2 separate regions of the Homo sapiens genome follow, and region 2 is linked to region 1. A link is an interaction called in ENCODE POLR2A ChIA-PET data of the cell type or tissue named here. Cell type or tissue: PC-3. All regions are shown on one strand. Each heading gives the region's core, and the rest is flanking DNA. Links, peaks and the distances in the headings are about the cores only. Region 1 holds the start of LINC00862 (long intergenic non-protein coding RNA 862). Region 2 has its middle 12 kb from the start of ZNF281.

Evidence for each region. Peaks named below come from ENCODE experiments on the same cell type or tissue, not always from the same donor. Only the 100,000 strongest peaks of a DNase experiment are listed, where the experiment ranks them.
Region 2: POLR2A ChIA-PET joins it to region 1 with 27 read pairs; 14 of 35 experiments call an interaction of 5 or more read pairs at or near these places.

Annotation. Positions count from the first base shown.
Region 1 is chr1:200,368,113-200,376,449 of GRCh38, forward strand. LINC00862 (long intergenic non-protein coding RNA 862) reads right to left here and starts at 5,680. Exons shown (of 5, transcript NR_040064.1): 1 at 5,535-5,680; 2 at 4,981-5,057; 3 at 2,934-3,053; 4 at 553-759. RefSeq lists enhancers at 4,034-4,564, 5,961-7,160. In PC-3, for the core only: no CTCF peak of the experiment used is centred there; DNase peaks (open chromatin) are centred at 4,189 and 6,629; H3K4me3 peaks cover 622 bases; H3K27ac peaks cover 2,747 bases.
Region 2 is chr1:200,417,860-200,426,196 of GRCh38, forward strand. No RefSeq gene overlaps it. Among named protein-coding and RNA genes, the nearest start is that of ZNF281, 12 kb to the left of the region's middle. RefSeq lists enhancers at 1,219-1,719, 1,720-2,220. In PC-3, for the core only: no CTCF peak of the experiment used is centred there; no DNase peak of the experiment used is centred there.

The sequences.
Region 1 (8,337 bases), core at 163-8,162:
ATTAACTGAGGACTTATTAAGTACAAGGCTCTGTTCTAAGCCTTTTAAGTACATTATCCTATTTAATCCTTACAACAACCCAATGAGGTAGGTGCTGTTATTATCCTCATACTAAAAATAAGGAAACTTAACCACAGAAATGTTAAGTAACTTCCCCCACACAGCTAGCAAGCTGGCACAGAAGACCCTGACTCAGACAGTCTAGCTTCAGACAGCCCGTGCTCTTCCCCGCTGCACAAACTGCCTCTCACTGTCTGTGATAAATGCTCCTATTAATAGAAAATGAGTTCAAGAAGGAAAATGCGATCAACAGTGATCACAGTGGTTCAGAGCACAAAGGCTTCATCTAGAAATAATTTTAAGTGCTTGGTCTTTGCTATGTTACTACTTAAAGTGTGGAAGCTTCATAGAGAATTGGTCAGTAGCCCCAGATTCAAGTGTCAGCTTCGCTATTCTCTAATTTCGTAACCTGCGGACAGACAAGTAATGACCTCTACGAACCTTCATTCTTTTCACCAGTAAGGTAGGTCTAATACACAACTCCAAACTTACCATGAAGATAAAGAGATTCAATCCACATACATGACAATCTCTAGCAGACAATGTTATCTTCAGGAGATGGCTGATGCTGGGGAAAGTTTCCCAGTACAGATAGCACACCATGACGTCTTCGTAAAAAGATGAAGCTCAGAGCAGGTGCAGCACTGAAAACAGGACACTTTAGGTGACAGCCTACAGACTGCTATTCTGAGAAAAGATCTTCAAGGGGTAGAAAAAATCACTTTTAGAACTCCAACTGGTCTTATCAATTTTTAAGGAAAATTAAATTTGTCATATTTGCCATTGTGAAAATCAGCTCAAATATACAACAGGAAAGCTTATTTCACTGAAACTCAGTTCATTCCAGACTCAATAAAAAATGACAGGCTTCTTCTGTGTTCTACCTTTTCCTCCTCTACTTTCCTCTTTCCAGACAATAAAGTATTGTCCCTTGTGAGGTAGAAACAAAACAGCAACATGAAAACAAATTCTAATAGCTCATGGGAAGGACAGACATCATGATCCCAAAGTGCTATGTTAAATGCCTTAAGAGGCACCACTACTGTGCAATGGTGGTCCAGAAAGAGCGCGCCCAGCCAGCTGGATCAGGAATGATTATGAAGAGAGGATTTGATCACGGCTTTACAGGGCTTTAAAGGGCAAACTACGGTTTCCTGCAGTGGCTTTGGTAGAGAGCATCCACAAGGCCCTGAGAGGCATGGCTTTGCCTGCCTTTGTCTCCTACAGCATCCACCACTCTCCTAGCCCCAACTGCCAGCCACAAGGGCAGCTCTGCTCCTCTCAGGATCCTCTGAGGCCACCCCTACATGCAGGGATCTGCACTTGCTCAGGATCAGAAATACTTCTGGTCTGTGAATGAGCTTCACACTGCTGGTCTCAAGGGGAATATAACCTTCTCTGTAAAGCCTTCGCTGAGCACCTGCCCCTCTAAAGTTCCCACCTGGACATGCCCCACATCCACCCCCGTCACTCCTCCACACAAACTCATTAACATTCTATTTTACTTTCTTTATAGTACTTATAAAGTACTATGGAAAATTATCGTGCTCAATTTTTTTACTGGATTATTTTCTGCCCATCCCCATCCTCTGCTAAAAATTGTTAAGTCCCATAAATGCCTAGATATGGTCTTTCTTTTTCACCCTTATATTCCCAGCACCTGGCAGGAAGTAAAGAGCTCAATAAATATTTGTTGAATCAATACAGGAATGCAGAAGAGCATGATCAAGTTGCAGAGGCAGAAAAGTAAAAGCTGAGTTTGAGAAAGTGGTAAGTTGCACGTTCTGGTCCAGCTGGGCATGGATAGATGAGGTGGGACAGGTTGCTTGCAGAGGACTTGGGGCAGTTTGGACTGAGTAGATAGTGCAGAGCTTCTGAGAGTGTTTGACCAGGCAAGGCCCTGAGCAGTGCTGTCCTTAGAAAGGATTAGGCCAGCAACTATGAATAGGATGAACTGAAATAAAGCTAGAAAGCCCAGGGAAAACCATTTGTTACCCCTAAAATTGGCAAAGATTAAGAAGTCTGACAAGTGTTGGAAAGTATCTGGGGAAACAGTTTTCCAACAGTTGAAAATCAATTTGGTAATATCTCTTAAAAGTTAAATTGTGCATATTCAAAATGTAGCAATCCTGCATCTAGGAATCAAGACTAAGAAACTATTGCCTATATATTAGTGAAAAAAATATAAACAATCATATATTCACTAATAAATGGACTGATAAAATGTGGTATTATTTATGCCATGAAATGCTAGACAGCAAATAGCCGGGTGTGGTGGCTCATGCCTATAATCCCAGCACTTTGGGAGGCCAAGGCGGGCAGATCACCTGAGGTCGGGAGTTTGAGACCAGACTGGCCAATATGTTGAAACCCCGTCTCTACTAAAAATACAAAAATTAGCCGGGCTTGGTGGCAGGCGCCTGTAGTCCCAGCTACTTGGGAGGCTGAGGCAGAAGAATTGCTTGAACCCGGGAGGCAGAGGTTGCAGTGAGCTGAGATCGTGCCACTGCACTCCAGTCTGGGTGACAGAGCGAGAGTCTTTCTCAAAAAAAAAAAAAAGAAAAAGAAAGAAAAGAAATGCTAGACAGCAATTAAAAATAATGAATATATATATATAGATGGGTGTGTGTGTGTGTGCACGTGTGTGTGTGTCTGTACAAAAACATGGCTAGACCTTAAAAACAATGCTCAGAGAAAGTAAACAAATCATATAACAGTTGGCTGGGCATGGTGGTTCATACTTGTAATCCTAGCATTTTGGGAAGCAGAGGCGGGAGGATCTCTTGAGGCCAGGAGTTTGAGACCAGGCAACATTGTAAGATCCCATCTCTACAAAAAAAAAAAAAAAATTAGCCAAGCATAGTGGCACAAACCTGTAGTCCTAGCTACTTGAGAGGCTGGAGCAGGAGGATCACTTGAGCCCAGGAGGTCGAGGCTGCAGTGAGCTATGATCATGCACTCCAGCCTGGGTGACAGAATGAGATCCTCTCTCTCTAAAAAAGAAAACATTTATGTATATTTAAATCCATAAAACAATACTACATATTAACTATGGGTACATACAAATATATATAAAATATTAAAAAGTATACAAACTGAACATGGGCTCTGGGAAGTGAGGACAGAAGGAGGAAATGGACTTGGAATTAATATTCAAAGGCAACTTGATTTTATCATCAATGTTTTGTTTTATTTCTTTAAAAAAATTGAAGAAGATATGACAAAAATAATAACAGTTGTTAATTTTGAATGATGGGAATATAGTAGCGTTTACTGGGAATCAGAAGAGAGATGCTAGTCACAGATGGAAAAACTAACAGGATTTCAGGACTGGGTGGGTTAGTAGAGGGTATAAAGTTGCCAGAAAGAACGAAGAATAAAAATTATATTCTTTCTTTTCTTTAACAATGAGAGGCTAGCCACACCATTAAAAGAACTAAAAAACAATGAGCTCCACTTTAGAAAGGTTTGTCTTATTAATGAGACAGCCAAATCATGGCCAGCAAAAAGTCAGAATTCAAAAACCCAAGCTGGCACTGACAAGCTATCCTGCAAAAGTAAGGAATAAAATAGGTGCCTCATTCAATATCCTCAAAAAAAAATTTTTAAGACTTTTTTAAGGTCCATAGAGAGTTCACTTTGTGTATTTGGCTTGTTTACAACATATATAGAAACCCAACCACAGTGTCCTATACTCAACAATTGAAAGTGAGGTTACTAAATTTTAATACACATTTCTAGAAAGCCTGGGGGTCTGACTCTGAAAATAAGCCATTCTAGTAAGACAACTTGTTAAGAGTTTCCTTTCAGTAAGCAACATCGACTAACAGAGCAAACAATGATCCAAATTTACACTGTTCGAATTAAAATTTCAAGCATTAACCTCTATTTTGAAATCAATCTCCCTGTCTTTACATAAAGATTATCAACTTCCAATTATCAGAAGAATGCAGCTTATCTTTATTAAAATGTACCCCCCCAATATTTCATGATATTTACATGTTTGCATAGTACTTTCCTATCCTTTTGTAACATGTTTTGCAACTCCTGAAAAGTCAATAGTCTTAGCTCTTCTCTAAAGGGGGAAACACAAGAGACTGAGTGACTAGTTCAGGGTGACTCACAGGCAGAGTCAACATTGGAACTCGGAACACTGAGCCTGGCATTCCAAGTTCCCAAAACCTTGAGGCTCTTGCTAATCCCAGCAGAATTTTCTTCTTTACAGGGCTGTGCTTCTTTGAGGCCTCTGAGACTAGAATGTTAGTGTCCAAAGCTTTCTCTTTCAAAAGTAGTCAATAGTCAGAAATAAATGTTGGCCTGCAAGTTCAATCTTTTTCTTTTTTTTGAGACAGGGTCTCACTCAGTTGCCCAGGTTGGAGTGCAGTAGCACAATCATGGCTTACTGCAGCCTTGACCTCCTGGGCTCAAGCGATCCTCCTGCTTCAGCCTTCCAAATAGTTGGGACCACAGGCATACCCCACCACACCCAGCTAATTTTTAAAATTTTGTAGACATGATGGTCTCACTTTGTTGCCCAAGTTGGTCTCAAAGTCCTGAGTTCAAGGGATCCTCCCACCTTGGCCTCCCAAAGTGCTGAAATTACAGGTATGAGCCACCGCTTCTAGTCCATCTTCACTTTTTAAAAGGCATAGCTAAACTGCATTGATACAACCTAATGATCTCCCTAATTAATGTAACTTTGCTGGTAATTGTTTTTTTAGAGTCCTCTGTTTAAGATTGGGTTAAATTCAAATCAAATGGTACTGTTTAAACTGTTTGCTGTTTTTTGTGTTTGTTCCCCGTTAGTGCTATCTTGGACATGCTGAGCTTCTAACTGCCACAGGGCTGTTTTGCTACTACTGACCTTATAAAGCCAACAGTTAGTGACTGTGTATATAAGGATTTAAGAGATTATTTTACCAGAATAAGGTTGCTTTGTAGCCATCCGGTGTAAATGGTGTTTCTTTCCATTAACAAATTGAAGAGCTCTTAAGCACCTGAAATTAAATAACAGCTTAAAAAATAAATTAATATACAAAAAATTTAGGTTTACTGACAATATCAGATTATTTCCCATTAAAAAAAATCACCCAACTCTTTTTTCTGATGCCTTTCACGTGGGACTTCAAAAAGCTTTTCCAAATATTTTCACTATCTGTAGTTCTCATTCTAATTTTGTAAATTAAAAAAAAAAAAGAGCCAAATAACTGACCCAAAGTTATGCAGTCAGTTGGTAGTAAAAGCCAAATAAGAGCTCAAATTTAATCTAGTCGTTAGAATCTGCCACAGTGTCCTCTTCGCTAAGTTGTACTACTGCCTCATTTTATTTCCCTTAAAAAATAATTGTTTGCATATCAGTTAAACTGGTCACATTGAAATATAAAACACGCCAGTATTATCAAGAGGTCCTTTCTTAAAGCAACAAAATACAATCACCTTTGTGCTAAAAATAAGCTATAAAAATAATTGTGTACCTTATAAATTTATCTACAAGTTTTAGCCTTCATTATATTCATTAATTAAACTGCCATAAATCTTCCTTTCCTATTGCTAAGATATTCTTAAACTTGCATACAAAGCACCAAAATGCACATCAGCCACAACACACACAAATTCATCACTCAATCTCGGTCCATTACTCTTGCCAAGGTCAGTATAGAATATTCTTGAAATTTTCACTTGTAGAATGAATAGATGTTTTGTAAGGATTATCTATTCAGGCAGAAAAAAAGGGGGGAGGGGAAGAACACAAGAAACAATTAGCTATTCAACTGGTACTGAGCAAATTCCAAGTACGGAATCCTTTGTTTGTTTTTATCTTGTTTTTGTTTTTCTTACCTACCTTGGGACTCCAGTCCACGAGAAGAAATACATCTTGTGAGATTTTTGTACAGCCTTTCTACAAACCTCCGTAGAGAAGGAGACGTTGTTGTCAGTTTTGGCTTCCTTTTGCAGTCAGGGACTGGGACCCAGAGTTATCTATTTGCATTTCAACACCCTTCTTTTGTTTTCGGTCCCACAAGAGGCTCAACCAGTTCAAAAGCAGGTAAGGCAGTTAGATCATTGTAATGACCCTAGAAAACTCAAAGGAGAAAACTTTTGCAAACAATGTGGTTATTTTAGCAAAAAACTACTACTTATTTCATCAGTCAAGCCTACAGAGCTCAAGCTAGACCATCTTGTTAAAAATTTACCTTAGGTTGTTCTTAATTCTCTCTGTGCCCTAGAGAGAGAAGAATGATGGTGGAAAGCAGGGTTAGAGAACAGAGAGGAGGAGAGTTCTGCATCCAGAATCTCTTCTGAATAAACAAATATCGCTAAAATATCCAAATATTCACAGGAATTTACAGGTCACATTATTGCATTTGATTCTGAGAGCAACAGCCTCTGTCATTTCTGCTGAAGGAGCATTCCTATATAACTCTAACAAAATTAAGAGAAAAGAATACTTTCTAGGTGGAGAGAGTTGGAGAGGACGGGTAAAGGTGCAGCCATCCCAGTGTCTGAAGGACACTCAGACACAAATGCTGCTGGTGTATACTTCCTGTCACACCCACTCAGATGACTACATGGTCAAGATTCCAGAATGTGATCCCGACGACAGCTTTCTAAGCATTTAATATTCCAAGAGGCATCAGCAGATAAAAATGTGCAGAGTTGCAAATTTTTAATAGAAAAATCCCCCAGGGTCTATGTTGAAGGTCAGTGTTTGGGAAAAGGCTATATTATAATGGGGCTATGGAGTCACAGATTAGAGACGGAAGGGACCATAAGGTTCATTTCCTCAAGGTCCGTGGTTACACAGCTGGTTTGTGACAGGCTATGAGCTCTCTGGGGTCTCAATCTCACGCTCTTGAGCTTTTGGTTACCAAACCTGCTTAGATGAGATCCACAGTGAGGTTATATTGTAAAAATTCTAAGACTTGGCAAGTCAGCCTATAATGAAGATATATATGCATAGACTTCAAAGGACTGACCTTGTCATCACCTACAATAGCTCTGCCGCAAGATTACTGATTCAGGCATTCAGCTTTTGGATAAGCATCTTTCCTTCCAACTTGCATGACAACAACTCCAACTGCTCTTAGAAATATTGGGGCCTCCAGTCTATTGATCCATCTGCTTTCTCCCAATTCATTAGCCTTCAGCTGTTTTCACTTTCCTTCTTACTCAATTTTTATTCCATGGTCTGTTATTACTATATCCTTTTTGCCAATCCCTTAAACTCCCTTCCTCTCTGTTTTTTCTACAAACCTATCTAGGAAAACGACAGCCCTCATTGAACCCCGCCATCTCCTTTCTCTTTGCTTGCACGCAACAGTCAAACTCTGCTGGAGGTGATCAAAAGCGTAGATAGGTTCATCATCACCAACTTCTTATGGGCCCTCAATACTAACAACTACATTTTTGTTTTATTTTTAAGAAATGGAGTCTTGCTCTGTCGCTTAGGCTGGAGTGCAGTGGCATAAACACAGCTCAACGCAGCCTCCATCTCCTGGGCTCAAGAGATCCTCCTGCCTCAGGATCCCAAGTAGCTGGGACTATAGGCACAAGCAATCATGCCCTGCTCTAACAACTGTGTTACGTTTCTTTTTTCAACTTATTTTCCAAGAATTATTTGAAACTTTCTCCATCACCCGCAAGCTTCCAATACACCCATCTTTCTCTCTTTACTCCTTCATCTTCTGCTTAGATGAGGATTCTCTAGATCTTTTTCCACCCAGATCCCTGCTTTCCCTCCTGCTTCAAGGTGAGTGAGACTCCTCCACAACAAGGGAAATCCCTTCTCTTTGGCCTTGTATTCTCTTCTCTCATCATCACCCACAACCTTTTTGTCATTTTTTTCTCATATCACATCATTTTCATCAGAAAAGCCTATTGGTTCTGCCTTCAAAATATATCCAAAATCCAATAATTTATCATCATCATCACTCCTACCCCCTCATCGAAGACATGGTCATCTCTCATCTAGACTATTAATGGTCTATCAACTTTCACCATTGCCCCCTTACAGTCTATTCTCAACAGTGATCTTTCGAAATCATAAGTCAGAGCATGTTCCTCCTCTGCTTAAAACCCTCCAATGGCTTTCTATTTACTCAGAGTAAAAGCTGAAGTCCCTACAAAGACCTTTAATACCCTACCAGCACTGTCCAGTAGAACTTTCTGTGGCAATGGAAATGATCTACATCTCACTGTCCAATACAGTAGCCACTAGCTACATGTGGCTACTGTGCATTTGAAATGTGGCTAGTGCAATTGATAAAATGAATTTTT
Region 2 (8,337 bases), core at 138-8,137, 50 kb after region 1:
AAAGAACTAGAAACAACTTGAATGCCCTTCAGCACGAGAACAACTGAATAAATTGTGGTATCTTTATCCCTTAGGATATTAGGCAACTAAAAGAATGAGTTGGAGCTATATTAGTCTGGAGGGATGTCCTTGCATAGTTAAACAAAAAAAGCAAGAGGAAAGATGCATTATGTTATATATTCTTACTTTTGTAAAACAAATAGCAAAACTCTCCCTTCTTCTGCCCAAATGTAACTATTAATAATTACACAGGAGAAAGATGTGCAAGGATGCACACCAAACTGTTGTCGTCGTCACTGGTTTCCTAATGGGAAGGATAAGAGGAAGAGGAGGTAAGTCAGAAACAAGTGAGACAGGCTGGGCGCGTTGGCTCATGTCTGTAATCTCAACACTTTGGGAGGCCAAGGCGGGTGGATCACCAGAGTTCAGGAGTTGGAGACCAGGCTGGCCAACATGGTGAAACCCCGTCTCTACTAAAAATACAAAAATTAGCCTGGCATGGTGGCGAGCACCTATAATTGCAGCTACTTGGGAGGCTGAGGCAGGAGAATCACTTGAACCTTGGAGGCGGAGGTTGCCATGAGCCAAGATCGCGCCACTGCACTCTAGCCTGGGCAACAAGAGCGAAACTCCATCTCAAAAAACAAAAAGAAAAGGAGAAACAAGTGAGACAGAGCAAACTAGAAAAACATGCTGATGTTGTCAAGAAAAGAGGTGGAATATAAAATTCTATGTATCATGTTACTGTAAATATAGAAAACAATCTGCACGCGAATAAGGATCGAAATGTAAGACAGACAAATGAAATATTGATTTGATTTGGAGGTAAGATTAGATTTTTTTCCTAGATTCTTATTTTAATATAAGGGCTATAATAAATTTGAACAAAAAAGTGGGTTTATTTAAAGTGTGTTTATTTTTTAAGTGGCCTCATTTTTATTTTTATTTATTTAGTTTTCAAGAGGCAGTGCCTCTCTATTTTGCCCAGACTAGAGTGGAGTAGCAATTCATAGGCAGGATCATAGCAACTGCAGCCTCGAATTCCTAGGCTCAAGTGATCTTCCTGCCTCAACCTCCCTAGTAGCTAGACTACAGGTGCCCAGCTAAAATGAATTTATTATATGTACTATAATGAAATTCCTGGTAGAATTATTTTCTCTTTTTCTGGGCTTCTGATTTTTTTCAAATTTTACTTCTAACTATCCTATCATATATATATAAAATGTATATATACATAAGTCATATATAAATATAAATATTTTATTTCTATTCTCATAGATAGATTTTCATATATATAATATATACAGATATATGTTTAGTACATACATATAACTATACCTATCTATGTATATCACTGGGTAGTTGAAAATAAAATCTGTTTTTGTTTAGTTTAGTTTAGTTTTGTTTTTGAGATGGAGTTTCGCTCTTGGTGCCCAGGCTGGAGTGCAATGGCCCAAGCTTGGCTCACTGCAACCTCTGCCTCCTGGGTTCAATTGATTCTCCTGCTTCAGCCTCCCAAGTAGCTGGGATTACAGGCATGCACCACTACACCCAGCTAATTTTTGTATTTTTAGTAGAGGGGTTTCACCTTGTTGGTCAGGCTGGTCTCGAACTCCTGACCTCAAGTGATCCACCCGCCTCAGCCTCCCAAAGTGCTGGGATTACAGGCATGAACCACTGCGCCTGGCCAAAATCTGGGTTTTTTTTTTTGTTTTTGTGTTTTGTTTTGAGACAGAGCCTCACTCTGTTGCCCAGGCTGGAGTGAAATGGCACGATCTCAGCTCACCTCAACCCCTGCCTCCTGAGTTCAAGCAAATCCCCTGCCTCAGCCTCCCCAGTAGCTGGAACTACAGGAATGTGCCACCACGCCCAGCTAATTTTTGTTTTTTTAGTAGAGACAGGGTTTCACCATGTTGGCCAGGACTGGCCTTGAACTTCTGGCTTCAAGTGATCCACTGGCCTGGGCCTCCCAAAGTGTTGGGATTATAGGCGTGAGCCACCATACCTGGCCAAAAATAAAATCTGAAAGAAGCCAGAAGCCCAGGAAAAGATAAAATAATTCCAACAGGAATTTCACTTCACTCCAGGTGGCCAACCCAAGAAAGAGAACGTGATGGGTTACTACATGGTTCCCACTGTCTGATAATAAGATCTATTTTTCACAAAAAATATTTCCTAAGAGCAATACTGAGTGACATAAAGGAGAATATCTTTCCTTTCTTTCTTTCTTTTCTTTTTTTTTTTTTTTTTGAGACAGGGTCTCGCTCTGTTGCCCAGACTGGAGTGCAGTGGTGCGATCATGGCTCACTGCAGCCTTGACCCGAGCTCAATCAGTCCTCCCACCTCAGCCTCCCTAGTAGCGGTACTACAGACATGCACCACCACGCCCAGCTAATTTTTGTATTTTTGTAGAGACGGGGTTTCACCGTGTTTCCCAGGCTGATCTGGAACTCCTAGACTCAAGTGATCCACCCACCTCAGACTCCCAGAGTGCTGGGTGTGAGCCACTGTGCCTGGCTAAGGAGAATATTTTAGATGACAGTTTTGCAGAAGAACCAAACAGGATCCAAAGGGGCAGTCGAGGGTAAAGGTTAAAAGCTAAGGATTTGGGGCCGGGCATGGTGACTCACGCCTGTAATCCCCGCACTTTGGGAGGCCGAGGCAGGTGGATCTCTTGAGGTCAGGAGTTCGAGACCATCCTGGGCAACATGGTGAAACCCCGTCTCTACTAAAAATATGAAAATTAGCCACGCTTGGTGGTGGACACCTGTAATCCCAGCTACTCAGGAGGCTGAGGCAGGAGAATCGCCTGAATCCAGGAGGTGGACGTTGCAGTGAGCCGAGATCAGGCCATTGCACTCCAGCCTGGTGACAGTGAGACTCCATCTCAAAAAAAAAAAAAAAAAAGGTTTGGAGTCAAACAAACTTGGATGTACTCCGGTACTCCGAGCTCTACCACACACTAACCCTGTGACTTTGGGCAGTTTTCTTAACTTCTCTGAGGCTAACTTTCCTTATTCAGTAATAATAGTAATTGTACAGGGTTGTCACGATAAAGTAGGTAACATTTAACATGATGCCTAGCACATAATGAAAATTCAATGTGTGCTAGAATTCAATGTGTGCTAGACAAAAGTCTATTTCTTCTATCTACATACAATGGAAACTGAGTAATTAGTAATAATTCTTACATTATCCATTTACATTTATTGAGTACTCACTAGGTATCAGGCACTGTGTGACTCCAAGTAGGGTTAAGATGTGGATCTTAACCATCAAGAAGTCTAGTAGAGAAGTTATTTTTAAAAATAGACCAAAAGAAGCTTATAAGTAGAAAACTCAGTTTCACCAAGGGAAGACAGTGAGTTTTCAAAGGGAAGCCAAAATTCATGAAGTGACTGCCTCTTTTTTGTGTGAAGCATTTTGATTTGATATTTTTCTAAAGATCTGATTTTGTTTTGTTGTGTTTGAGATGGAGTCTTGCTTCGCTCGGCTCACTGCAACCTCCGTCACCCGGGTTCAAGCAATTCTTCTGCCTCAGCCTCCTGAGTAGCTGAGATTACAGGCATCTGCCACCACGCCCTGCTAATTTTTGTATTTTTAATAGAGATGGGTTTTCACCATGTTGGCCAACCTGGTCTTGAACTCTTGACCTCAGGTGATCCACCCACCTCGGCCTCCCAAAGTGCTAGGATTACAGGCATGAGCCACCGTGTCTGGCCATAAAGATCTGATCCTTGAAGGAGTAGAAGGAATGATCAGGGAGACGGCTGGGAAAGGACATTTCTGAGATAATTTGAAAAAGAGAGTTTTGAGAGCACCAACCAGGCCAGAGTTACCTCCAAGGAGTTCAGAATTGCTGGAGCAACTAGTTTTCAAGTGAGACAGGCAAGGTGACGAAACTGGAAAGGAAGAAAGGACCAGATCATGAAAGGTTTTGCATATCATGTCAAGGAGTTCAGCTATTCTCTAGGAAGAGGGGATTATTAAAGAATTTTAATGGGAAAAGTGATGTAATGAGTTTTTTCTTTTTTTTTCTTTTTTTTATTTTATTATTATTATACTTTAAGTTTTAGGGTACATGTGCACAATGTGCAGGTTAGTTACATATGTACATATGTGCCATGCTGGTGTGCTGCACCCATTAACTCATCATTTAGCATTAGGTATATCTCCTAAAGCTATCCCTCCCCCCTCCTCCTACCCCACAACAGTCCCCAGAGTGTGATGTTCCCCTTCCTGTGTCCATGTGTTCTCATTGTTCAATTCCCACCTTTTTTTTTTTCTTTAAATAACTCTAGTAGCAATGAAGGAGGTGGATTAAAGTGGCACAGATCAGAAGTAGGGCAACCAGTTAGGAAGGTAGTCAGGGAAAGAGAAACAGAAATGGGGAAATGGTTGTGAGAATGCAGAGGTGTTTAGGGGACACAGTTGATTGGATGTGGATGCTGGACATGGAAAGAAAAGGAGAGAGCTGAGTTCCAGATAATTTCAGGTTTCTGGCTTCAGTGACGGTATGGGTGGTGGTATCATTTCCCAGTGTAGAGAATTAAATGGAATAAATGCGCATTTATTGGGGAAACTAAGAAATTTATTTTACATATGTTGAGTGTGGTCCGGTGAACAACTGGACACAGAGATTTGAGCCTTACAAAGGATAACTGGGATACAGCTGTGGATTTGGGATTCATCAGAGTACAGGTGGAAATTGAAGTCATCAACTAGCAAACATGTAAAGTATGTAAAGACAATGGCCTTGGACAGAGTTCTGGAAAATGTCAACGTTACAGAGATGAGCAGAAAGAGAGGAACCAGAGGAGTCAGAGATGTAAAGAGGATGTTTTCATGGAAGCCAGTAGAAGAGAGTTTCAGTTAGGGAGAAATGATTAGCAGCAAACATAGGTTACAGGCAAAGACTCTAAAACCAGACTGCCCAGGTTCTAACTCTAGCTCTACCATTTACTAGCTGTGTGAGCTTGGAAACATTACTCAACTCCTCTGTTCTTCAGTTCCATCATTTATAAAATGCATACAATAATTGTACCTGTCTCATAGAATTGTTATGGGAATTAAATGAGTTAATATGGCACAAAATAATTGCTGTATGACCATTGATCAATTGTCACGGTACAATCAAGTAAGAAAGGACCTGAATATGCAATTGGAATTAGTAATTCATTTCACTTGTATTTGAATACCTACTATATGTCAGGCACTCAGGATGCAGTCTTGAACAAACCATTGACCTTGCCCTTGATGGAGCTCACATTTTGGTGAACAGTGGTTGTTGAATGTGTACTATGTGCACTGCTTTAATCCCAACAAGCTTTACCTCACTCACGCCTCTCAGTTATCCTAGGTTGTAGGTAACCATCATTATCCCCATTTTACAGAAAAGAACAATGAGTAGCACAAAGGAGTTAAGCAAAGTCCCCAAACCAGGAAGTGGCAAAAGCAGGATTCAAACAGAGCTGAACTGGCTCTGAAGAGCACCTTCTTAACATCTAAACCAGTGTTTGCTGTTGACCTTAGCGACGGCAGTTTTAGAAGCATGGTGGAGCAATATCCAGGCTGCAGTAAACTGAGCATTGAATGGGAGCGAGTTAATTAAGATAGAAATTGAAAGCATTTCCTCAGAGAGCCAAACCAACAAAGTCCAAGCATGTGGATTTGTGGTGATCTTAGTTTGTTTGAGGGATAGCGTTAAGAAATAGTAAAGGATTCAATACTAAGCATGTTCTCGGGTCACGTCTTTCTCAAATATCTGTTTCCACTATTCTTTTGCAAGAGCTGGATGGCGCTGGTTCAATATTAAGATCTTTAGTAAATGCCTGAAGGTGTTTACTTGGTATTGTTTATTAAAATAAGGTAAGTATAATTTAAATGTAAGATGAATATGTGGCAGAATCTCATTTTCTTATAAAAATCAAAGAAAATAAATTGTATTCTCTTTTTTTTTTTTTTTTGAGACGGAGTCTCACTCTGTCACCCAGGTTGGAGTGCAGTGGCACCACCTCAGCTCACTGCAACCTCTGCCCCCAGGGTTCTAGCGATTCTCCTGCCTCAGCCTCCTGAGTTTCTGGGATTACAGGCGCCTGCCACTGCGCCCAGCCTTAAATTGTATTCTCAACCAAAGTTAAGATTATTAAAGGGTACAGATGACAGATCAGACTTCTTTTTTTTGGTGAATGGAAAAAATCTAAAGAGTACTCTTAACCTTTTCTTGGTCTGATACAGATTAGTAGGTGCCAGGTATCTGCATTTTTAACAAACATCCCCGTTGTTCTGATGCATACCAAAGTTTTTGGGCTTTGGTGTGTTTTTTTGAGACCAGGGCCCCCAATCATGGCTCATTGCAGCCTCAGCTTCCTGGGGTCATTCCTCCTGCCTCAGCCTCCTAGGTAGCCAGGACTATAGATGCACGCCACCATGCCCGGCTAATTTTTTGGTTTTGGGGTTTTTGGTTTTTGGTTTTTACAGACAGGGTCTTGCTATGTTGTCCAGGCTGCTCTTAAACTCCTGGCCTCAAGTAATCTTCCTACCTTGGCTTCCCAAAGTCCGGGGATTACAGGCATGAGCCATTGCACCTGGCCTCATACTAAAGTTTAAGAATTAATACTGGCTGGATGTGGTGGCTCACGCCTATAATCCCAGCACTTTGGGAGGCTGAGGTGGGCAGACCACCTGAGGTCAGGAGTTCGAGACCAACCTGGGCAACATGGTGACACCCCATCTCTGCCTGTAATCCCAGCACTTTGGGAGGCCAAGGTGGGCAGATCACAAGGTCAGGAGTTTGAGACCAGCCTGGCCAACATTGTGAAATTCCATCTCTACTAAAAATACAAAAATTAGCCGGGCGCAGTGGCGGGCACCTGTAATCTCAGCTACTCGGGAGGCTGAGGCAGGAGAATTGTTTGAAGCCAGGAGGCGGAGGTTACCGCGAACAAGATTGTGCCACTGCATTCCAGCTTGGGTGACAGAGCAAGACTCCGTCTCGAAAAAAAAAAAAAAAAATTAGCCAGGCATAATGGTGCACGTCTGTAATCTCAGCTACTCAGGAGGCATGAGAATCACTTGAACCTGGGAGGTAGAGGTTGCAGTGAGCTGAGATCACTTCACTGTACTCCAGACTAAGTGACAAAGTGAGACTCTGTCTCAAAAAAAAAAAAAAGAGGAATTAATTCTAAGCCAGGTGTGGTGGCACGTGCCTATAGGCCCAGCTACTTGGGAGGCCAAGGTTGGGGAATCCCTTGAGCCCGGGAATTGGAGGCCATTCTGAGCAACATAGCAAGACTTCATCTCTAAAAAAAAAAAGAATTAATTCCAGTTCCACTATGGCATTTGTTATGTAAAATAAATAAACCACTATTTTAAGGGCTACTCAACAAATAAAAACTGTAAATTTAGGGGGGTTGGAGTTTGCCTTGTTTGAGATGAAATATATTATAACCCTAATCAGTTTTCAGGTGTTGTAACTGAAGGGCTGTAGAGAGTAAATAAACTAGAAAAACTTTCAGAACAGAATTCTTTTTTTTTTTTTTAGCAGAGGTCTCTTTGTTGCCCAGGCTGAAGTGCAGTGGCTAGACTCAGGTGACATCATAGTGCCCTGCCGCCTGGAACTCACCCTGGGCACAAGCAGTCTTCCTGCCTCAGCCTCCCGAGTAGCTGGGACTACAGGTGCACGCAACTGCACCTGGCTCAGAACAGAATTTAAAGGGATTGGCAACAAAAAATTTCTTCTACAGCTTTTTTTTTTTTTAAGTTAAGGTGATTGACCAGATATGAAATAGGGCATACTAGATATAGAAGTACCATTTTACAGATCTATGCCACAAGGATTTCAAAATACTGCTTAAATATTATACGATTTAGGACCTTCTTGTTTGCAAATGACAGAAACTCAACTCAAACCAGATGAAGCATATAAAAGGAGAGGAGATTTATTGAAAGGATGGGTGGGGGGAGCTATCGGGATTGAAGAAATAATTTTTTTTTTTTTGAGATGGAGTTTCACTTTGTGGCCCAGGCTGGACTGCAGTGGCCCGATCTTGGCTCATTGCAACCTCCGCCCCCTAGATTCAAGCGATTCTCATGTCTCAGCCTCCCGAGTAGCTGGGATTATAGGCGCACGCAATCACGCCCGGCTACTTTTTCTATTTTTAATAGAGACGGGGTTTTGTTATATTGCCCAGGCTGGTTTTGAACTCCTGACCTCAAGTGATCCACCCACGTCGGCCTCCCAAAGTGCTGGGATTACAGGCGTGAGCCACGGCGCCTGACCAGAACTTAATAAATAATTGAAAAATTAAATCTTGAATGGCAAGAAGAGGACTGAAT